Regions from separate parts of the Mus musculus genome. Here all the other regions are linked to region 1. A link is a loop called in an ENCODE intact Hi-C map of the cell type or tissue named here. Cell type or tissue: heart. All regions are shown on one strand. Region 1 has its middle 210 kb from the start of Gm24295. Region 2 has its middle 310 kb from the start of Gm24295. Region 3 has its middle 7.6 kb from the start of Gm24295.

The links. A loop is a pair of places that touch in the nucleus more often than their neighbours do. Peaks named below come from ENCODE experiments on the same cell type or tissue, not always from the same donor. Only the 100,000 strongest peaks of a DNase experiment are listed, where the experiment ranks them.
Region 2: it touches region 1 in a loop (2.2-fold over the local background); 5 of 42 quality-filtered maps call a loop at or near these places.
Region 3: a loop joins it to region 1, with 3 times the contacts of the local background. A loop is called at or near these places in 2 of 42 quality-filtered maps.

The regions. Positions count from the first base shown.
Region 1 is chr13:82,254,427-82,262,426 of GRCm38, reverse strand. No RefSeq gene overlaps it. Among named protein-coding and RNA genes, the nearest start is that of Gm24295, 210 kb to the right of the region's middle. In heart, no CTCF peak of the experiment used is centred here; a DNase peak (open chromatin) is centred at 3,606.
Region 2 is chr13:82,361,088-82,369,087 of GRCm38, reverse strand. No RefSeq gene overlaps it. Among named protein-coding and RNA genes, the nearest start is that of Gm24295, 310 kb to the right of the region's middle. In heart, no CTCF peak of the experiment used is centred here; no DNase peak of the experiment used is centred here.
Region 3 is chr13:82,054,371-82,062,370 of GRCm38, reverse strand. No RefSeq gene overlaps it. Among named protein-coding and RNA genes, the nearest start is that of Gm24295, 7.6 kb to the right of the region's middle. In heart, no CTCF peak of the experiment used is centred here; DNase peaks (open chromatin) are centred at 2,710, 3,320 and 3,740; H3K27ac peaks cover 943 bases.

The sequences.
Region 1 (8,000 bases):
CTACTTTTCATTAAACCAAAGATAAAGTCATCTCCAAAATATGAAAAACACTGTCATGTTTTCACTACATGTGAGCATATTGGAAATATAGGTATATTTTACAAAATATACTATGCTACTTTGTATTTATGTAATGACTTCAATTTTTAAAAAATTAAATTAATCTTCATCTTTCTCAGCTATAATTCTGAATGCAGTATATATTACACTACTCACAACAGGGTATATTAGTCTTAAATAACTTGAAAACCACTGTCTTATATTAGAAAATAGAAAATGGGCTTTAAGCAGAAAAAAATATTAAAACAACTATTGGTGACTGGCAAACACTGGTAGGAAAAAAACTAAAAGTAAGAAACCATGTTTCAGAGCACTTTAGGGTACTTGCACACAGTACCCATATGCACAGGGTAGAATAGACTACATACCTGTGATAACTTAGAGCCCACTTAGCTAACTATGGAGCCACACATTCTAACTGTGAGATCGAGGTTAAGAAAATGTTCATGAATTTTACTGAACCTAATGTAAGAAATTCATGCTATTCGCTCATTTTCCCAGTTCTAACATAAAATCGGGGGTTATTGTTCTAGAAAGCAAATGCCAAAAAAAAAAAATCCCCCCAAAGAGTCTTTTTAAAGAGTCTTAAGACATGCAGCAAATATACTAGATAATTTTGCAATTTGTGTGATTTTAAGAGAACAGAATCTATTCCTTCCCATAAATGAAACATTTTATACCTAGTATTTGATGTCTGAATTCATTATAATAATTAGATATATGGCCTTTTATTCTACAATGAAATGTCAAAATACAAATATTCAAAAAAGAAGCAACTTATTCACTCAAATTCACAATAAATTTAAGATGATTGATATTACACAGGTTTCAAAGTGACATAATCAAGTGAAGATAATAGGGTAGTAGATCTAGGATGAAAGACACTTAATAGATGGTAAGAGGAAAGACACTAACTAGAAAAATTGGAGGTTTAAAAGAAACTTTGTTTCATAATTTAATACAGAGTGAGTCATGTTTTGGAAATCTGTTAAATGCCACTCACCATAAATAAATTACTAACCGTGAATTTACAGAGCTCCCATAATACTGTGTTTACAGAGAAAAAAAAAAAAAAACTATATTTGAAAGAGATCGCTCTTGGCCCACAAGTTACATCTGAGCTTTGATCTCTCAGGCTTTTGTCTGTCAACTATTATACTCGAAGTTACTATTCCATTTGTGAATATGTGCAGACTTTCAGCTATGCTTCCCCCTTGCAGTATGAAGATGATGGACTAGTGCTAGTTCAGCACCATAGAGGAGGAGCTAGAGCAGAAGGGAAGGTTAACTGATCCATCCAATCTTCTTAGCTGTCATCTTTGTCACTGTGGACAGAATTTATGTTCTCTGAGCCTCATATTTCCATTAACAAAAAAGTAGTAGGGATTTTTATTGTCATTATCATTACTACTACTACTACTACTACTACTACTACTACTACTACTACTACTACTTCTACTACTACTATGACTATTTGAAACATAAAACATCACCATGTTAATTTTATTTATTTAGGAAAGAAGTTGACATTTCTGTCACAAATATTAGTTTTAACATGTCTCATTGGAGTTTTTTTAGAACAATATTTCCTTTAAGGAAAATCAAAATGCTGAATATAAAGAGCATTTTAATGAGACAAATTTATCTCATGAGGAGAAAAAAAATCTATATTTAAGCAACTCCTTTGTTTATCTCACTTTCTCATTGACTACTGAAGAACATGTACTATTCCACCCAGATTTTTTCCAGCAATGCCCTTAGGGTTTCTTTGTTAACAGTAAAAAAAAAAAAATCACATAAAGAGTTTAAGATGAGAATCTGTCTCTATCAAACTTCCATCTCTGGTCATGTCCTAGGAGAATACTAGGAGGCCAAGATGTCACAATTGTGTATTTTCCACCCCTTATAAAACTGTCCTACAGTACAGATGGAAAACCTGCTCATAAATCTTAGCAATGCACTTGTTGTATACTGCATATTACTCCTGGCAAGTGGCCCCAGTTCCCCCTTCCCTGTTAGTGGTATAGGCTTACTACAAGTTCTGATAGCTTATAACTCTGATAAGTCTTATATATCAATTTCAATGCATTACAGTTGAAATAATGTTCTCCAGTCTCAATTTGTTTATTAATGTTCTTTTTCTTCTACTTTCAATACCAAAATTATACACATTTAAGTTACACTATGTATTTTGAAACAAATGTAGATTTTTATGCACCCTATATAATAGCCATTTGGGGATACAACACTTTAAACATTCTTCTGACACAGTTTACATGTTAATATGTTATTGCTAACTTTAGACATCATGTTGTACAGAGACCTTCAAAACTCTTCCATCCCATAACTGAAAGTTTGTACCTTTAGATGTTCTTTTTAAAATAGAATTTCTAAATTCTTCTCAAATTCCAAGAAAACAACTATAACAAATATAGAAATCCTTTAAGGTTTTGCTGTCCTTTAAAATACAAGTCAAGGATCAATTATCAAAACAAACTCATTCCATTAATCAGTTTACCAAGGTGCAAATTGTTTATCAGAACACAATGCCAGGGAGGCTGCTTTGTTTAATGACAATCCTAACAGCAAGAATCCCTGGGGCAGGAAGCAAGTAATCAAGACTCCATCTCTGACACTTTAAGATTCTGGCAACAGTCTATTCTGATGCATGGTTACAAGGAGACCTTGTGCAGAAAACAATACACTGAAATAGACTGGACTGGTTATGAAACAATAAACTTAATATAGCTCTGGACCTGAACACAAATTTGCAATTTTTGCCTTCTAGGATCAAGTTTAATGCTCTAGACTGTTTCAAACATATTTTTATTGCCTACTTTGTGCACCTGAATACTCACAACACACACACACACATTTTTAGATAAAATTTCAAAATACATGAGAGTGTCCATGGAGGTTCATGAAGCCATTAAACTCAAACTTGAACTACTAAGCACTTGATCTAGACATAATTCAGGTAGATGCTTGAATGTATTCATGTACTTACTCTGTGTTAGGAGAAATGTAAAATACAAAACAGAAAAAAGTTATAATAATGCCAGAAACATACTAGCAAGATATTACATCCATGTGGAATATTATGGGAAAGTCAGATGATTTCAGATGAAGAGTGGACTAAAGAACTGGCTGTGAACTGACGTTCCAGCAGAAACAGCAGCACGTACTCAGGAAGGACATAGAGAATGCCCAACATTGTGCTGAGGGACAGTGAGTCCACCATCTGGCCTTAAATCAGGAGCATTGAACTATGAGTTGTTCAATACAAATTGAGAAGACAGGTTCAGGCCCAATTATGGAGATAAATCCAGCCTTCCAAAACCAATTTGTTTTATTTTTTTTATTGCTGTCTCATGACTAAGAGAGTGCTCTCAGAGTTACATGATGATCAACATCTCCTCCAAGTTAGAGGTGGGGTCAGGAATGCTGGGAAGAGGTCAGGGTCACTCCAAGACTGACACAGGGAATGACAGAGAGTCCTGTTTCCCAGTCCAGCCATCTCCCAGCCAAGATACACTGCAGCCTCCCTCTTCTTTCCCAGGTTTCAAAGTCTTGCTGTGGAATGACTGGCTGGAAGCTGGAACTGCCCCATATTTTTTCCTCTCCCTGTGACAGAAAAGAAAAGAGATGAGGGCCAGTGAACTTTAAACTTCCTGATAACTATAATGTGGGAAAGTGCCATTTTTAGGTTTACATGAAGGAGCTACCTCTGAGAATGGCCTCTTGGCCTGCGAAAAACTAGAAACATCCCAGGAAGTCACTGCAATGTTGTAGTACTGTGAGAAATTGTATAAAAATAAACATTGGATTATTTCAGGCCTAGTCCCTTGAGAAAATGAGCCAGAATTACTCAGAACTACTAGCCTAATCTTGACAGAACAGAGGAAATTAACAACTGAAGCCAGATTTTTTCCCCTTCTAAAAAAACTGGAGGTGGAAACTATTTATGATATTTTGGAAAATACAAAAGTATCAGGTTAACTGTGTGATTCAAATGACCTTGAGCACAAGATGGCTGATGGTGCTGAGAAAAAGCAGAGGGGACCACCACCTGGGAAAGGTGTAAGCTGAACACCAGACTCAGGAGAGCCTGAACCACACAGTTCAAGGAGCATCAGCTCCGACCTCTGAAAACTTGAACCTCTGGAGCTTGATGGGTTTTCTTAAAGATTTGCTTAGATATTTGTTTTTCCTTGGGAGAAATAAAGATATGAAGGCAGAAAGGAAGCACACTCGGTCACTACGTCACTATGGGAACTCTCCTCAAACATGACCAAGAAAGGATTTCCTTCCTACTGACAAATAATTTCCCACTGAATCTCTGGTTTAAAGGAAATCTACTCACTGAAAAAGCCAAAATCAATCCAAGATTTAAGTCATGTTACCTAAACAATAGCTCAGAGTCCAGTGTTGAAATGATAAAAGGCAGTGTAATCTCTTTCTACAATTTAATAAATCAACACTGTATTGTTCTAATTTTGCTTTAGGGACTTAGTAGCTTCTCTATATAGGCAGACTCCTGGGCCCGTGATATCCTGGCTTTTATCTTTGTATGGGACAGAAATAATCTAGAGACACAACCTGGAGAAGAAAATGAAGACATAGTGCCCCAATTCTTTACAGCTAACTTGAACCTCAAAATCCCACATGGACTTTTATGAAGAAAGGCTTTCTACTGCTAAAAGTGGCTAAACAAACAATTTGAATCTATTACATCTACATAATCTACTAACTCAGAAAATAAAGAGAAATATGAATAAATTTTTGTGCTATAATTTGGGAAAGGATTCACTCTTCACATCTTCATTACCTATGATAGTTAAATCCTCAAGAGAGGCAATGCTAACATAGTGTTGCTCACAACTACTAGCCTAGCTGCAAGAGAGGGCATTTCTTTGAGAGGAATGTTAAGGAACAATTTAGAGTAGAAGGGGCACCATGGAAAGCCCTACACTCTCAAGCTATGTCCCAGCTATAAGAGATAGGAGAAATGATCCAGATACAAGGAGAATTAGCCATGAAAGGGCTTTAAATAGAGCATAGTGTTGAGAAGTTTTAAGCCACAGTTATCAATAGAAAATTTTACAGTAGGTAGAGTATGGAGTCCTGCTTATGCCTTTCCATCGACTGAAGGTTTCTATGGGTCAAAGAATAAAGCATATCTCAAGGGCTGAACTCATATTTGGTGTACCAGGTTGGCAGGGTGTTCCTGGAAAGTAGTCTAAATGATATACATCAATGGTGCAGCTGTCCATCCACGTGTTTTTCTTTGTCTGAGTATAGTCATTCCAGAGTCTGGAGGAGGTTAGTAGTGAGCTTATAGCTCATATTCCCTATGTCTATATCATCTCCAAATGATCCTGCTTTCTTTTTGCCCAGATTTTTTGTAAATTTGTCATTTTTTTTTTTTGAAATTCTGCTAGTTCTCATCAGCTTAAATTCCTTGAGAGATACAACTGCACCCAGGTTCTATGGATTTCTCCAGAGCTTAATGACTTGTTGGAAGTCTTTCACAACAGAAATGGGATTCCTCATTGCGAGTGTTATATCTGTGCCCTAGACCCCTAAGAACTAGACATGTGTTTCCTACCAATATGATAGAGACCGACACTTATGTATCTTTAAAGTTCTTAAAGATGATTTTACTAGTGGCTTTCCTCTTGACAGTAACATAATTCCTGAAATCCTACCTCAGTTGATGTAGGAGGCAGTTCAAAATTCTGCTGTCATTCTACATTCTAATAGCTCTCATTCTGTAAGTCAAGACTGAAATTGTGGTTATTACAGATTTTGAGTATTTGATTCTAAATTGTATATTTGGTGACCAAAGAAACAAAAATTAAATTGGCTCTAGAACATATGGGCCTGTGCGAAGATGAGAGTTGGCAAAAGTCTCACAGATCTCTGTACCTGAGTGGTCCTCCCATTCTTTCAGCAATATTGGAACCTTCAGATTCCCAGTTATAATATCTGTTAAAATCCTGTTTGCAGCAGTTATAGGAGTGTTTGAGGTTGCTATTCCTCAAGACATAAGCACATAAGTGAATATCTATCTGGATCTTTTAAAGGAAACAATAATGGGGAATCAAGGAGTTTCTTAAGGATCAATCACTATATTCTGTAGTGAGACCCTGAGACCCTGAATTTGAGGCTCACTGCTCATTACTCTCACTAATGCTTGTTTATATAATATACTAAATAGAATGTCAACATTATCTTTTGATTTAAGATTACTCTTCCCTGTAACCACCATACTATATACAGTCTTCATAGGTGTCTCTGACCATGATAACTCCTAGCATAAATTACACCCTTCGATTTTTGGTAGTTATCACAGCTGTGTCAGCACCACTGCATCAGAGAAGCATCATTCCATAAGCCCCCGAAACTCTTAGCTCTGGGACTGCCTCTCTTGCCATCCATGTTTCCTGGCATAAAGGAAAAGAGGCAGTAATTTGGGATGTTCTTCTCAGTGAAGCCTTTGATGATGGCAGGTGAGTCTTCTGGATCTTCTCTGCAGAATAACCCTCATATGGGTCCTAGCATGCCCACATTTTGGAGTCTCTTAACCTCTTCCTTTATCATCTATAACTACAGTTCATCATCCCACTTTCCCATTGTGAGCCATCACACTGCCCAAACATCAAAAAGCAATTCTAGAAATGGGTTTTCCTTTTCCTCTGGGCTCATAAAATGTTAAATTCCATGTGTAGACAAAATGACAATGAACTCTTTTTTTACCTATTTTGTGTTCCAGTACCCTTAGTCAAGCTCATTACACACCTATCCCATGGCTTCTGACAATATATGCTAGCTTAATCATGCAATTTCCTCAACATAACTGCTATAAATATGTAGAAATTTCCTGATTGTCAGAATCATAGAGCATTACTCACCTTTCTTTAAACAGAGTCACCATTCATATCCTCAATGATTCTTGCTATAATATTTAATTCTAAAGCAATTTATTTCTATTTTTAAGACACTTTAGAGTAGGTATCAGACACTACCATCATATCTTTAGGATCATATTACTCCTAAGCCTGATACCTTCACTTTCACAGAATGGCTAAAAGAGACAAATGGACCCTAGCTCTTACTTTAGTCAATGTTCAATCTGATAGAGAGAATTTCTCCTCTATCCTTTTATCCGATTGAGAAAATATGGCCCGGATACAGAGCATTGGCACTAGATCATGAGAATCACCAGGTATGGGAGTCTCTCATACAAAAGCCAGAGCTCAAGCAGTCTCAACAGCTAGATTCTACCACCTATGGAGATATACTAATGATGGGTAATGAAAAAGGATTTAATCAAAGGGATTCAGTAAGCCTGAGACTGCCTTAAGTCTCTAACTTAAAACTTAGGGCTATTTAGCCAGTAACAGGAGTGGCTATTTAAGCAATGGTCAATGTGAAGTTTTAACTATTCTCTCCAATACTTCAAAGTAGCACAATGTCTCCTGTATAATGGCGCATAAGAACTGTTCCTTTGTTAATCAGTCTCATGTTCTGAAATGGTTATCCTTATTGAGCAATGGGGAGGCAGTCCTGTCAAAAGACACTCAAAGGCACAGAGAAAATGCTTTCAACTTATTTTTAGCCAGTAGGTAGGATCAAAGGAAAACTCAGAGGTTCCAGCCTGGTGGGTTCCATTTTTACTAATTTATTAATACTATTTAAGCATAATAAAAGTGATTTTTGCCTCTCTGCATATTTCTTTTTGCATATTTGTTATGTTTCTATGTGTTTTTTAATGCAATTCTTACACATTTAGCTTCAGTGAATAGACTATCAGTAGTTGGTATGAAATAAATATTTAAATGAGATCAATTAATGTAACCAGTGAAAATTACAGGTAGCATGGGTTTTGAGCAGAACTAGAACTAGAGGAAACAGTAAGGGAAAACTGGCTTACATCA
Region 2 (8,000 bases), 110 kb before region 1:
ATCCCTGGATATGGCAGTCTCTACATGGTCCATCCTTTCATCTCAGCTCCAAACTTTGTCTCTGTAACTCCTTCCAAGGGTGTTTTGTTCCCACTTCTAAGGAGGGGCATAGTGTCCACACACCTGATAAACAGCTTCGGTGAAGTAGCTGGATATAAAATAAACTCAAACAAGTCAATGGCCTTTCTCTATACAAAGAATAAACAGGCTGAGAAAGAAATTAGGGAAACAACACCCTTCTCAATAGTCACAAATAATATAAAATATCTCGGAGTGACTCTAACTAAGGAAGTGAAAGATCTGTATGATAAAAACTTCAAGTCTCTGAAGAAAGAAATTAAAGAAGATCTCAGAAGATGGAAGGATCTCCCATGCTCATGGATTGGCAGGATCAACATTGTAAAGATGGCTATCTTGCCAAAAGCAATCTACAGATTCAATGCAATCCCCATCAAAATTCCAACTCAATTCTTCAACGAATTAGAAGGAGCAATTTGCAAATTCATCTGGAATAACAAAAAACCTAGGATAGCAAAAACTCTTCTCAAGGATAAAAGAACCTCTGGTGGAATCACCATGCCTGACCTAAAGCTTTACTACAGAGCAATTGTGATAAAAATTGCATGGTACTGGTATAGAGACAGACAAGCAGACCAATGGAATAGAATTGAAGACCCAGAAATGAACCCACACACCTATGGTCACTTGATCTTCCACCAGGGAGCTAAGACTACTACTTTTATTGTATTTTTAAATAAACAAATATGTATTCCCTTATTTAACAAGAGCTGCATGTGCTCTAACCATGCACTGAACATTCCTTCTACTGGTGTAGCTAGAATACATTAAAGAACACAAACAGGAAGTAAAAACTAAGAACATGATAATTAACTTATGTGAGAACATAGGAGGTATGGTGATTTGACTATGCTTGGCCCATGGGAAATGACACTATTAAGAGGTGTGGCCTGTTGGTAGAAGTGTGTCACTATGGGCTTTGGTGGCCTATGATCAGGCCCTACCTAGTGCAGAAGAAAGTCCCCTTTGGATCAAGATATAGAACTCTCAGCTCTTTAAACACCATGTCTGCCTGAATGCTGCCATGCTTCTTACCATAATGATAATAGACTAAACCTCTAAAACTGTAAGCCAGACCCACTTAAATGTTTCTTTATCAGAGTTACCTTGGTCATTATGTCCCTTCACAGCAATGAAGCCCCAACTAAGACAAAAGTTGGTACCAGGTACTAGGGTAATGCTGTGATAGGCCTAACCATGCCATTATTTGGAGGACTATGGATATTGGGACTTCAGATTTGGAAAGCAACAGGATGCACTATGTGAAGTTTAATGGACCATCCTAGTAGGAATATGGAAGACATTGATGGGTAGGATAAAATGAACTGTGGAGACCTGGTTCAAGATGTTTCAGAAGAAATTTTAGTATATAGCCTGGATATTTAGTATGTAGCTTAAGATATTTGGTGGTGATTATAGCTGCTTTTTGCCCTTTTCTGAAGAGTCTGCCAGAGGTTAAGTTGAAAAGATTCAGATTTGATCAAGAGTAGCAATATTACAAACAAAAATACAAAATGCATAGTTCAAAGAATACAGAGGCACCAGGAAGTAGAATGAAGCTAAATTGTATGTTCAAGAGTATTAAATGTAACTAAGGAAGTGGTAACCTCAGGACAATATCCCACACAGCTACACTTATTGCTTATGTGTTTGCATTTGAACAATGAATAGTTATATCATGAAAGGCATTATCATTTCCTGGTTATTGTTTTCATTTGAACTTATAATCTGGAATTAACTACAATCCAGAAATGGAGGGCACATCTGTGATCCAGATCTTAAGGCTGGAAGAAAAAAAACTTTTGATTCAAATCTTGAAGCACAGTGGCCATAAAAAGTTCAGGTCCAGGCATGGTGGCATACACCTTTAGTCCTAGCATGCAATATCTAGATGCATTCAAATCTCTGAGTTCAAGGTCAGTCTAAAGAGCAATTTCCAAGACAGCCAAGCTTAGGCAGTGAATGTGTTGAATAACAGAAAGCTGCTGATAATGTAATAGCCCAAGAAGAACATGTTCCAGTCCTAGAAAACAGCAAAACTTGGCAGCTTCACCCATGTGACTCTGGCTTTAGATTCAAGAATAGAAGGGACTACTGGGACAATTGATGTTAGTTAGCTGCAGCTAAGAAATTAGAGGTGATTAAGAAAAGACTGGCATCAATGAGGTGAAATCTTCTGGGAAGTATTTTCTGAGAGCACAAAAAGCTGTGTTCCAGAGATAGCCAAGTTTGTACCTCAAGCTGTAGCTGGACTTGATATTATATATAAGAAGTATCCAGATGATACTAGTTTTGAAGGCAGAAGGAGTCATGGAGAGCAGCTGAAGCTTGATACTGTGAGAAGCCAGGAAAGGCCAATAGTGAAATGTAGTCTCATTTGCAATTGATATCCCAGGACTGAAGGGGTTCTGCAAAGAGATTAAGGCTTTGGACAATAGAAAGCCTGTGAGATATGGAGAATAACAGCCAAAAAATACCCTAGTGTATTGGAGATACAAGTACCTTGGGATGACCACCAAGAAGAGCGACAACAGTGAAGTATAGTCCGTCAGAGCCTAGAGCACTGCAAAAGGCATAGCGGAAGAAGTGACCCAAGCTCTTTGGAGAAGCACCAAAGATCATGGGTGGACTCTAAACACTGGAACAAATAACTACAAAATTAAAGATGTCTTGAATCCCAAGATGTTAGAGATGCAGAGCCATGAAACACCTGCTGAGGCAAGCTGCTAACAAAGAGTGGGACCAGCACAAAACCGAGAAGTTTTTTGCAATCATCAAACATGGAGTAAGTTGGTGATCTAAAGAGTGCCTTGACATCAGATATAGAGATGCAGAGTTTGGAGTTTTCCCAGCTGAATTTTTGTTCTTACTTTGGTCCAGTATTTCCTCACTATGGCATTTTGGAATAATAATGTGTAGTTTGTAATGTTAGAAGTATGTGATACGCTTTTTTTATTTTACTTTTTGTAAGGGGTTACAATTAAGACATTGCATGAATCCCAGAAGAGATTTTCAAATTGAAATTTTAAACATTATTAAGATTGTGATAGACTATGGGAACTTTTGAAGTTGGACTAAATGTATTTTGCACTATGCTATGGCCAGGTATGGCCCCCATTGACTCATGTATTTGAATAAGCCTATGGGGTCCAGGAAGAGGAATAATGTGGTTTGAATATGGCCATCCCATGGGCAATGGTAGTTAGGAAATATGGCCTTGTTGTAGGATATGTGTCACTCTGAGGTTGAGCTTTGGGGTCCTGTGCTCAGACTCAGTCCAATGCAGAAGAGTCTCCTGTTGCTTGCTGCCTTTGGCTCTTCCAGTGTCTTCCTGGATGCTGCTATGATGATAATGTAAAATTTTAAAACTGTAAGCCATGCCCAATTAAATGTTGTCATATTACAAGAGTTACCTTTGTCATGTTTTCCCTTCCCAACAATGATACACTAAGACAGAAGGGTGAGTAGAAACTGAATACTACAAAAGAATGGTCTCCTTCACTTAGACAAGCTAGAAAAGGTTGCCTATAGGAATGACAAGAACCGAGAATGAAGGTCAAAAAGAACAACTCACCAATCCCAGAAAAACAAAAAACAATGTTCAATAAACAGAAAAGATCTGGCAAGTTTTGTCAGGTATATCTCCAGAGAAAATTATACAGGGCATGAAGAATCACCAAAAGTCTAAGGATTCAGCTACATCTATAAGATAAGCTTTAGAATACGTATGAAGCACAGTGCAAAATACAAATGTATGACCTGTTGGGTTTTTTTTTAAATGCACAAAAATGCAGTTAGAGATATTAAGAACTTCAGCTTGGTGTGATGGTATACACTTTTGATTCAGTTACTTGGAAGGCTGGTGAAAGAGGATGGCCAACCTGTGCTTCACAGCAGGATCATAGCGAAAAAACACAAAACAAAAGAAAAAGTATTAAGATAAAACCACCACAGACTATTGCTATTGCCCATGGTTGCCCCCTAGAAATGGAAGGTAAATCCCTACTGCTAAGGACACCATGCACTTCAGACATAAGGTTCGATGATCCCTGTCCTGGAAGTCACTTGACTTTTCCTTGACAACTAGATTTCATGGGAGGAAAGGGCACTATGTAAGCTTCCAAAAGAGTCAAGCATCCATCCATACAGCTATGATTCCTATGGACTACAACAAGAACCATCATGGCATTATAACCCTAAGGGCACAAGAGTGATGCTCATACCTTGTTTACAGTCAACAATTTTCTTATTAGACTTAAGATCCACTGCACAAGAGGAAATCATGCCTGGTACTAAAACCTAGCCAAGTTCCCAGATATTGGAGATGAATTTACAAGAAATACTTTACAAAGCCAGCATAATTATGAACTACTTTGAGATTTGTTTTTTACCTACAGATAAGTATTGTCTTAATATCCTTCAAAAGAAATCTCTTTTTAACAGACAGAAACATAAGAGAAAATCACAATCGATTAAAATGCAGAGTTGGGAGTCCAGTCCGTAGGGTGATAGCTATAAAATATCCCCTGCACCTAAGACTTGGGGAATATTATGAAAAGGGGGTGCACAGATTGTGAGAACCAGAGGAACAGGGAGTTTGCTGTAGGACTGTGTCTACTAGGAATGTTAGGATCTACAAGATCTCACCAATAACACTGCCTAAACATGAACTGAACAGTATGTAATGTCAAAACGAATGTAGTAAAGACTTGCATGCCTTCATTCACATCCAGAGATGTACTGACAATTAAAGGATGCTGATAGAGGAAGAAATATTTTTACCCATGGAAACACAATTGGTTAGCCAATGCCAAATGAAAATATATAAGCATTATACAGACTGAGAAGGATATCATTAGGAGTATGTACAAACATACACACATGAACACACACAAGCACAAATACACACTCTCTCTCTCTCTCTCTCTCTCTCTCTCTCTCTCTCTCTCTCTATATATATATATATATATATATATATATATATATAAACTTATTTTCTATTAATTGTTTATATATATACATATATATGTGTTATGTATGTGTGTGTGTGTGTGTGTGGAAATTATTCCCCAAATTAGAATCTCAAAAATAAAAAATGATAAAAATCTATTTTCACACTATAGAATATATTATAAAATGTTCTTAGATATTATACCACCTAATGAACAAATAAAATAAACTGAAGTTTTATATTCTCATTATTTGCAATTATAACACAAGCCTATAGGCAAGAAAAGAATCAAGCAAAATAGATTGATATTTAATGACTTTTCTAAACAATACATGTTTTCAGTGTGGTTTTGTTCATTTGGATCTCAAAGGATTCCTCATAACAATATATTTCTTTTAAAAAAAACATGAAAGGAAATATAAATATAACTCTTTTTTCCATCACATCTGAGGTTACTGAGTATCTTAGTCAGGGTTTCTATTCCTGCACAAACATCATGACCAAGAAGCAGTTGGGGAGGAAAGTGTTTATTCGGCTTACATTTCCATACTGTTGTTCATCACCAAGGAAGTCAGGACTGGAACTCAAGCAGGTAAGAAAGGAGGAGCTGATGCAGAGGCCATGGAGGGATGTTCTTTACTGGCTTGCTTTCCCTGGCTTGCTCAGCCTGCTCTCTTATAGAATTCAAGACTACCAGCCCAGGGATGGTCCCACCCACAAGGGGCCTTTTCCCCTTGATCACTAATTGAGAAAATGCCGTATAGCTGGATCTTGTGGAAGCATCTCCCCAACTGATGCTCCTTTCTCTTTGATAACTCCAGCCTGTGTCAAGTTGACACAAAATTAGCCAGTACACTGAGGAAGTGTTTCTCATTTGCTCTTTAATATTTCCCTTCTTCAAGCATATAGATACTTGCTAATCAAGTAGCACATGTTGGGGACACTGCTATACCCCCATCTGAAGACACACTCTAGCAAAATGTCTAATCCTACACATGGTCTCCTGAAAGACTCCTGATGAAGAAAATTCCATTACCTGAGATAACAACTAATAGTATCGTTAGCAATGAAAGTTGTACTGATAGTCATGCTAATACTCAAGCACAAAATACTTTAAATATTATTAAGGTTTAAGAAACCTACAGTAGTCATTCTGACTTATAAAAAAGTAAACATTGCAATTATCCTAGACATAAAGATATTTTAAAGTACTGAGGAACTCTTTCCTGTTCATTATGTTTTCCATTTTACTCAATTTCTCCTTAAATGCTAAGATTTTTATTTGAGTTAGAATTATTTCATATGTCATTTAACAAGTGCCCCCAGTGTGCCAGGCACACCTGAATACATTGACTACAAAACTAAAATGCAAACCATATTATACTAGAACTTAGCATTTTGTACAATGCTGCCTTTTTACCATAAGAGCTCCATGTCTCTCAAAGGAGACTTTTACATTCAGCAGTTTCAATGTTGCAAGCACAGATGCAGCTTAACACTGAAAAGCTGATGACACAAAGATGACTCTCCTAGAAGAGATGGTACGGAAGGCCAGAGTTCAGAGGTTAGGTGCTGGCATTGCAAGGAGGAGAGTGAGCTTTCAATTCAAGGTTGTCTGGCTTAAAGATTGTGTTTTCCACTAACAGTGCGCTGTTCCCTCCTGTTCTTCAGCAGGACAGCAAGCCTCTTATGTCTCCACATTTAAAACTGGAGAAGTACTGGCTAATTCCACATTCTGAATATCCATTTGTTAACTCTCTGCATCTTGTCGTCATTAACTTTAAAAGAGTCACACTTCAGAATTATTTGCCTACAAGGTATTTTTGAGCATAAGATCAGTAAACTAGGAATATTATCAGTGTTGACCAGGAATGTGGCTGCAAGCACTTCAGTGAAGTTTTCTCACCCAAGCACTAGAATCACTAGGCTATCAAAGGGATGTGTCCGTGATTTTTATATCATTAAGTCCCTTATTTACAAGGCTCAAAGGTTCTAAACTCTGTGGCTGTTGTATGCATGTGTTTAAAGGGGTCTGAAGATCAACTCGGTGATTTTTCTGAATACATCAAAAGTTTCACAGCAATCCCAAGCATCTGCTGATTAACCCAGTAGGATATTAATTATGAACACATCTGCCATTCTTACTTTTTGTTCTCCTACTTTAAATAGGAATGGAGTAATTCAAACCTGTGTGTGATTAGGTATAGCTAGTGGTGCATGATGAGCTGGATTTAGATACGTTCATGAAACATCGGGAAAAAAATGAAAGGGTTTACAGGGAAATCACTGTACTGGAGGATAGACAAAGTGAGAGAGAGAAAATTAAAAATAAATTAAAATATTTTTAAAAGCTTAACATTAAATAAAGCAGCATAAGGGGAAAATAAATGTGAACGAATAGATGGTCTCATTGTTTCTCGAGAACAAAAAGTATTTATACGTCCCCTGCCTTATGACTCAGCTCTGTGGTGTCAAATATTTGGGGTATTACTCATAATTACAAAAAAACCGTTCTGGGATGGAATAATGTTAGCACAAAGAACATAGGGGGCATACTGACATTATTCTTGAGAGACTCTGATGAAAAAAAAAACTCTTTAATTTTTGCCTTTCTGTGCAAAAAATGCATATATAGTTGCAAACAGGTAATAATGTGTATGTTTCAAATTTAAAATTGCAAAATAGGTGCATTGGAAGCAAGGCGTCGGGGTACAAAGAAAACCTAATATATTCCTGTACATTTCTCTTAAACATGGTTGTTATTGGAAGATTTGTCTTGGGGACACAGAAATCACAGAAGGTTTCCTTCTGAGCTAGCTCTTCCCTTTTCAGACAAGATTAGACTTTGAAGAAAACAGGCAAATCAAATTTAATTTTTTTTCCAATGGCTAATAAGAAAGCAAACCAAAAGTTCTACTTACAAATGAGGCTAATTGATTTTTAAGTAGAACTTAATTGGATAAACACTACA
Region 3 (8,000 bases), 200 kb after region 1:
CAATGAATTTTGTATACACAGAGCTTTGTCCAGACCCATCCTCTTAAGAAATACCCCCAAAGCCACTCGCCTTTAAGAGTCATAGGAAAATTAAGATAAAACTCAGGTCTATAGACTGTCTTACCATGGACTCCTTCCCCAGGATACTGACTGAAAGGTTATATTCTACCTGAAGGGAACATGGTCAGCAAATGCAGCTGCAGGTGTCAGGTGTGAGGTAGCATGGCTACCTGCTCTTATGTCCCTGCCCCACCTTATGACATTGGCTGATATTTCCACTTAACAAACTGTATCACAATAAGGGCCACATGACTCAAACATACTTAACACAAACAGGGACTGGAATCTTGAAATGGCACACACATCATAACAAAATACTCAATATAAATTTTTTAAAAAGTAAAATAGCATTTTAAAAGAAGTGACATCGTTTTATCCACATCTAAATGATTTAGCAGATTGCTGGCATTCTTTGCAAATGGTTTTCTGTATTAGATAATATTGTTGAGATAAGAAATCATTTCACTTTACCACGAATTTTCCAGGTAGGCTAATGCACACAAATATGCACACATAGACAGATACACACACACAAACACACACACATACACACACAAACAAACATAGCTCATGTACACTCATACATACAAACACACATACCCTCATACTCACACAGACACACACACTCTCACATGCAAACACATGCACACTCACACACTCATTCATACACAAATATTCACACGTACTCACATTCACACATGCACACACTCATATACACACGCACACACTCACACATACTCAAATACATGCCACTTACACACAATCACACACACACATTCAAACACTCACACAATACAGTTACTCACGTCTTACACACAGATACATTCACATATAAACACATATATACTTATTCACAAACATACACACACACACACACACACAGTCTTTCATGGTGTTCATGTTCAGTGTTAACACTGCAGTTGGTATCCAGCTCAGATATTCATCCCTATAGAAGTTATATGGATGAATGCTACTTTGGAAGTTATCTCCAGTTTTTACTTCTTGCTCTTACTAATCAACAGTTCAGCAAGGATGAGTCTATAGTCCAAGGACATTTGGATAACTATGGAGACATTTAGTTTGTCATGGTGGGAGTAGATTTGTTACTGGGACACTGCTAAATAATGAACAGGACTATGTAACACAAGAAAGTCAATTGTGTCATGTTTGAAAAAACTGTTCTAAAAGTAAATGGAGTATATAATTTTAGGGTTGCTTCTTATTTGCCAATAGTCACTTTACTGATTTGTGGTAGGGGAGCTTATTAATGAAAGCCATAACCTTATTCCTAAATAAGTAATTCTCAATTCAAGATCAAATGACAATTTCCATACAACAGCATCTCTGTAGAAACTAGAATGTTAACTTTATATTCAATTTATTTAGTGGTGTGAGAAATTAGAAAGGAAACTGGACATGCATTTAATCCCACAACCTGGGAGGCAGCAATAGGCAAATATCATCTCTGTGAGTTCAAATCCAGCTTGATCTATAGAGCAAATTCCAGAATAGCCAGAGCTGCGTAGTGAGACTCTGTCTCAAAAGAAAACAGAAAGAAAAGTAAAAGGAAAGTAAAAGGAAAGTAAAGGAATGGAGAGGAGGGGAGGGGAGGAGAGGGGAGGGGAGGGAGGAGAGGAGAGGAGAGGAGAGGAGAGGAGAGGAGAGGAGAGGAGAGGAGAGGAGAGAAGAGAAGAGGAAGAAAGAGAAAAGGAAAAAGAAAAAGAAAAATGTTAAGAAGGAGGGCAGCAAGAAGTGGCCTAGATTTCGAAGGACTGATTGGAAGAAATTCCTTTCTGAAGATGATACCCAGAAATGTCTCAGTGGGCAAGGAGCTAAGTAGCAACAGATAAAATTAGGTTCTCTGCAATAAGCATCACAGATGGTGTCAAGGTTGGTGGGACTCTTATCAGGTTGAAGTTTGCTTTCTTCAAACTATTCTCTTATAATACTTTCAATCCTCCAAAGTTTTATAAAGTACAGCCTCATGTTTGCTGAGTTTAGGAAGTTGCGGGTTCTGTAGTCAGAAATTTCACCAGAGACCATGTAGATAAAAGTGAGACGGCCAAGGGATTCAAGAAGAGGGGTCAGAACTCTATGGACACAAAGTTAGTTAAGCAGAGGGAAAGGGGACTGAAAGAAGCATCTAGAAGACCTCATAGTCAGAGGAAGGTCGTGCAAGACAGTGGGGAAGTTTCTAAACCCATCCTCTCAGAGTATGAGTGGGTCACTCTCAGGAAGGAGCAAGCCTTCCTTGGTATCCTGACACCCTCTCTGCCCTATAGCAAGCAGAAGGACAGATTTCAGAACACAGTAGCTCACAATTTGCTCTATTCCAGTCCCGTTTTACATTTAAAGGTCTGCCATGTATGTTCGTTTACCCCCTCCTAATAGGTTTGTGTGAAGCTATTTAATTGACAAGAGACACGTTTGCTAGACTCAGGCTCATCCCTAAGATCTCTTCACATGGCCTCCTTTTTTTGTCAGTCACACTTGAACCTCTCCTGACTGGTTAACATCTCAATGAAACAGCTGCCAACTGAGAATAGGAATACAGAGAAAGATGACCTCAACAACAGAAGAAAACAGGCAGCTTCAGACACTGACCAAATCAAGAAGCACTTCACCCGGGTGATAGCTTCCCCTGGCACTGTTCCAAGCTTCACTGCCGAGAACTCTGCCTCGGGGTACTTTGGCCTGTCGCCAGCCTCTGTCATGTAATGACTGCCAGTCCTTTTCCAGACTTAGAACTACTTTGTTAGAGAGCCATCATTACCCACCAAAGAATGTCTAAGGGAAAATTGAGTTGAATAAATTATTAGCAATTTTATAATAAACTTCAAGTCATCTTCCATACATTTTCTTCAAACTGCCAGACTAATTTATATATTAAACATTTAGATACTATCATCCTTCCTTGTCAACTCTCCCTGGTGGAAGATTCTTAAAAGTGGACCATTAGATTCCAGGAGAGTTTAAGCTATGAAATAGCCAGAGGCAGACTAAGCAAGAAACCTTCTCAGATGCTTGACAGCTTTATGGCTTTATGGTCTCAGAAGAAGACCTGATACTTTCAGAAACTTTCCCCACAAAAGAAAGGGATGTCAGCTGGGGAACCAACTGTGGGGGTAGTTTTACTGGTTGGGCAACAGTCCTCTAAAATACAGAAGATATTTTCAAACCCCAGATAGTAGGGCTGGACCTTATTGCTTTAGTTAATTTGCAAGTAGCGGTCACTGAGAAACTACTTGTGTGCATTTGCTCGCATTGCAAAAGCAGCACGTGGGAGGACAACTGAGCCTCAAAATACCATTGGGAGAATTGTGGTTTGGATCATAGACAGAGTTTCAAACATGACCAGCAGCTATTTTTTTTTAGTAATAATGTAGAGTAAAATTCATTTCTCCCTCCATGCCAGCTTCAAACAGAATAAGTAGAGTAACTTCAAACAAAGTTAGTATGAACTTTTCTTAAAACACCAGGGACATGAGATATGCCCCCTCAGAGTTTTCTTCACTCAAGCACATATGGCTTTTGGCCACTCTGATAGTAACATTACTGTACACATTGTTTTCATCTTCCTTATGTAGAATAGTAGAACCCAAAAATACCACTGATCTCACAAACTGTGTGCATGCAAACACACAAGTGCAGCAACACACACAAGCACTCAGCTTGTCAACAACTTCAGCAAAGCAAAATACAAATGATAATTAGAAACATGTGTCCCAGCAAAGAGGCACAGAAACGAAAAGGTCATCTCTTTCCAAATGACCTAATTAGAAGAGCCTGGAGTGCTGGCTACAGTATAATGGCTTTACACAGCTTTTAACTCAGATTTCCTGTTTTAAAACAGTGCAATTTACTGCCCCGTGCAGCAAATATGAATTGTCACTTAATGCCAACAAAATTAGGCTTCCCAACAACACCTGCCTCAAGCAATCTCCTCTTTGTTAGGCCCATCGGCAGAGGATTGCTGATTTGCTATCCCAGAATGACCATTTAGAATATAACACCAGGATGGTTGCCAAGTTGAGAACAATGATTTCATGTAGAAGAGAGCCTGCTTGGTCCTTTACATTAATGCCAATTGAAATATGCATGAATAGACCAAAGGGAAAAGCAGTTGTTCTGAATCACACTGTTAGTGAATGCTTCTTAGATTCCCTTTTCTGGTTCCCAAGCTAGGATTTTGATGCTGAATAATTTTAATTGCCCAGAGAAAAGAGGCACACAGTGGCTCAAAATGCTGCATGGTGGGAACTCAAACAGGCACCCAAATAGAATTGCCAATTTAAATAGATGCCGTTGTAAATTTGTATTTAATTTCTCTCATATTTATTCAATATGTTGTGATGTTTCATTAAGGATTGATTTTGCTTGTCTGTTTTGTTGCCTCAGTTAGCCCATCTGAACACCCAACTAAGCATTTGTACGGTGGTGATATTTATCCAAAGTCACAAAGAAAAAACCTCAAGAACAGCAATGAAGACTGACCTCTGGCACATATTTCTCAGACACTTTTGTAGCTCAGCATAGTCATATTCTGAGTGAGAATCAGCAAGGTATAAGAAAACAAAACTTGTATATCTTCCAAGACACCTTTCTGGAGATGATCTGCCTTGTGATCTCTGTCTGGATGTTGCTGGCTCTGCACGAGTTATTCTAGAAGAGCCTTGGGTAATTAACATGACTCCTGACAACCTGAATGACTTACATGTATATGTGGTCTTTCATGAGAGAAATAAACTTGTACCTTAACTAATAAAGACAAGTGAGACACCAAGAAGTTGACTCTAGTCAGTATGCACTTGATCTTATATATAGTCACAAATGTTGGTCAACACAATGGCCAACAACAAACTACATATTCAGTAGTAGCTATGTCATACAAGCCAGATCTGTGCAAGAGCATGACACATGTCCTCCCTGCTTCTTCATAATGATGCAATTGCCCTGCATAACTGTAAACCATTCCTTGCTAAACAAGGGAAAAATAATGTTAGGCTCTTCCACATTTTTCCAAGTCTTGAACTAAACCTGTCTGGAAATAAATCTTACTTTGTGGAACCTGTTCAACAAGATGGAAAGAGTGGGATGTTGTAGTTTCAAAATACTACAATCTAACAGTCTTCATTTTACTATGACTTGAAGTATGTTATACATAAAATATTTTTCATGCCATCATATTAAAATACACATGTTTGTTTTTATAGTTCTCCAAAAAAGGAATCATTAGAGACATTCATTTTGCTTATATAATTGATATTTCAAAATCTACTCTACTACTGGTCTCTCTCCTCTGAATCCACTGTCACTCAAAGGAGCTCATTCAGTGGACTTTTCTGCCTCTCTGACAAGTGTATGTGTTATACTCTTTTTCTACCCAAAGTTCATAGTTTAGGCCAACTGTTGGTATTCATCCATTCTTACCTCTTCATAAGTCCCTAGAGTGTGCATCAGCTTCCTCCAAATCTACTAAAATTTCCCCTGAGAGATAACTACTCTATGTTAGTACTTGTGTTCATGCATGACTTACGTAGGCATTGGACAGTTATTGTCCCACTCCTATACAGCATAAAATGTACAGATTAGGATGCAAAGCATAGCACTTGAAGTTTCTCCACAGCTCTGTAATATTAGATTGTTTTAAAGAATCTCCTTGAGTGTCTCTTGATTTCCATGGAAACACATCATTATGCCTTCCCATCCTATTGCTCTGAATATTCTGTTCATTTACTAGATTAACGTTGGCTCTCAGTACTCCCTGATAAAGGTTTTCTTCCACATTCAATACCAGGTGTTCTCTCTGTGTGTTTTCTCATTTTGAAATAACATTAGATCTGTCAGCTTTGGAGACTCTCTTTGATAGAATGATACTCATCCATGTTTGTACATGAACTTTTACAATGACTGCAGTTTCAAAGTCACATTTGTCCCCTACTTATGTACTGCCTGTCAAATTCTAACATGCCCAGAATTAAAATAAATTTATTTTCCTTGTGTGTACTTTCACTCCAATAACCCTCCTAGAATGCTCTTCTGATCTATTTCCAAGTCTATACACAAATGTTCTTCTCTCTCTCTTTGTGATATTAATCAATATTCCTGGACAATAATAAAAGCATAATTTCTAATCTAACATATAATAATATTATTATTTGTGGTTTCTTTAATTCAGTCCAGTTCAGTCTTGGAAGGAAAAGCCATTTACCTCTCTCAAAGGATGATATTTTTCTTTGGAGGAAAGGGTGGGTAGGCAAGATATGAAGGAATAACATAACATAACAGCACATCAATTTTGATAATAGGGAGGTCTGGGGATATAGTTTAGTTGGTAGACTGATGGCCTGCTGCGAATGAAGGTTCACGTGCAACACCTGTGGCAGTGTTCACCAATGGTGCCAGCATTTGGAAGATAGAGGCAGAAAGATGAGAAATTCAAGCTCATCCTTGACAGCATAGCAAAGTCTGAAACCAGTATAAACTATATGACACCCTCTTTCAAAAAATTATGAATCTCAACAACAAAGTTGCCTTTGTTTTCAAGCCCCCTACTTTCCACTCTTGCTTTGTCAGACAAATTCCTTCAGTGTGACCCTTCTGCACCATTACCCCAGAGCAAAATCAGTGACATATTCCTGGATCTTTCCATTTCTGTTACAAATAAAATGGGCCACTATAAATTTCCTCTAGCTTGTCTGTGGTGAGCGATAAACCAACTGTCTATTGTTTTATTTCAGATTCTACTTTTAGTTCTTGGACTATTTCGCATACATTTCAGAAAAGCTAGGATTACTTTAGTCTTTTTTATGCTTCGGTTCTCACTCATGAATTTTTTCTGATTTACCTCATCATTCCGGGTTCTCTGGAGAGATAGAAAAGCAAATATGTCTGAGTCTCTGAAACTGCATACAGGCCACATTTAGGAACCACTAAGGAGTAATGCTTAAAACATGTTGATACACTGCTCAGCACAGAACCACATGCACTGCCAGGACATGCATCAGAGGACATTGGAAATTTTCTGCCTTCAAAGGTCATTCATCTCTAAGACGAGCTGCTCCAGGAAGTACCAACTCACTGTGCAGCTTCATTCTGTTGCCCCTTCTTAAGTCTCACTCCGAGTTCAGCTGCTGATGGCTCAGGGCCATGACTGCCCCACATCTACTGTGGAGGCAGGGGATGTGAGATGGGTATCATCAACCCTAGAGACGATGTCTCCTAGCACTATTTAAAGCTACACATAAAAAGTATCACCAACATGACTGTCTAAACATGAGCTTAGCAAGGACAAAAACAAAAGACATGCCAAAGTGGACAGGGGAAGCCCATGAGCCCAGAGCCCTACAGGCAACGAAGCAATGCTGAGTGGGAGGAATCATCCTCCCAAGAGAAGAACACAGCCACTGCTCATCCAATAGCAAATGGTCATCCCAGAAAACATGCATACAAGGAACACTATGCAGACTGAGCTTATTTTTAGGAATATATATTTATATACATATATATATAATAAAAAATTAATTAAAAAGAGGTCATGAATCTGAAAGAGAACAAGGAAAGGTGTATGAGATGGAGGAAAGGGAAGAGGAAAATGTATTTATATTAATCTCAAGGAATAAAACAAGTAGTAAAACAGAAAAACTAAAATAAAAGTTATAAAACTAGAATACATATCCAACAACCATTTGCAAATAAAAAGTAATGAAAAAATAACCACTATGTTCACTCCCTGCCTTCCCTTCCCAATATCTATTTCTCCTCTAAAATTTCTGTCACTTTACAAATACCATACTTGCTCCTATTAGAGAAGTATGTGTATCTTTCCTCTTGATTTCCTGGGTTCAGTGAAGCAAAAGATACTTTGAAGTTGTCCATTACATATCGAGTGTACTTATTGATGTCAGAAAGTCAGATGTCAGAAATAATATAAATGAGTA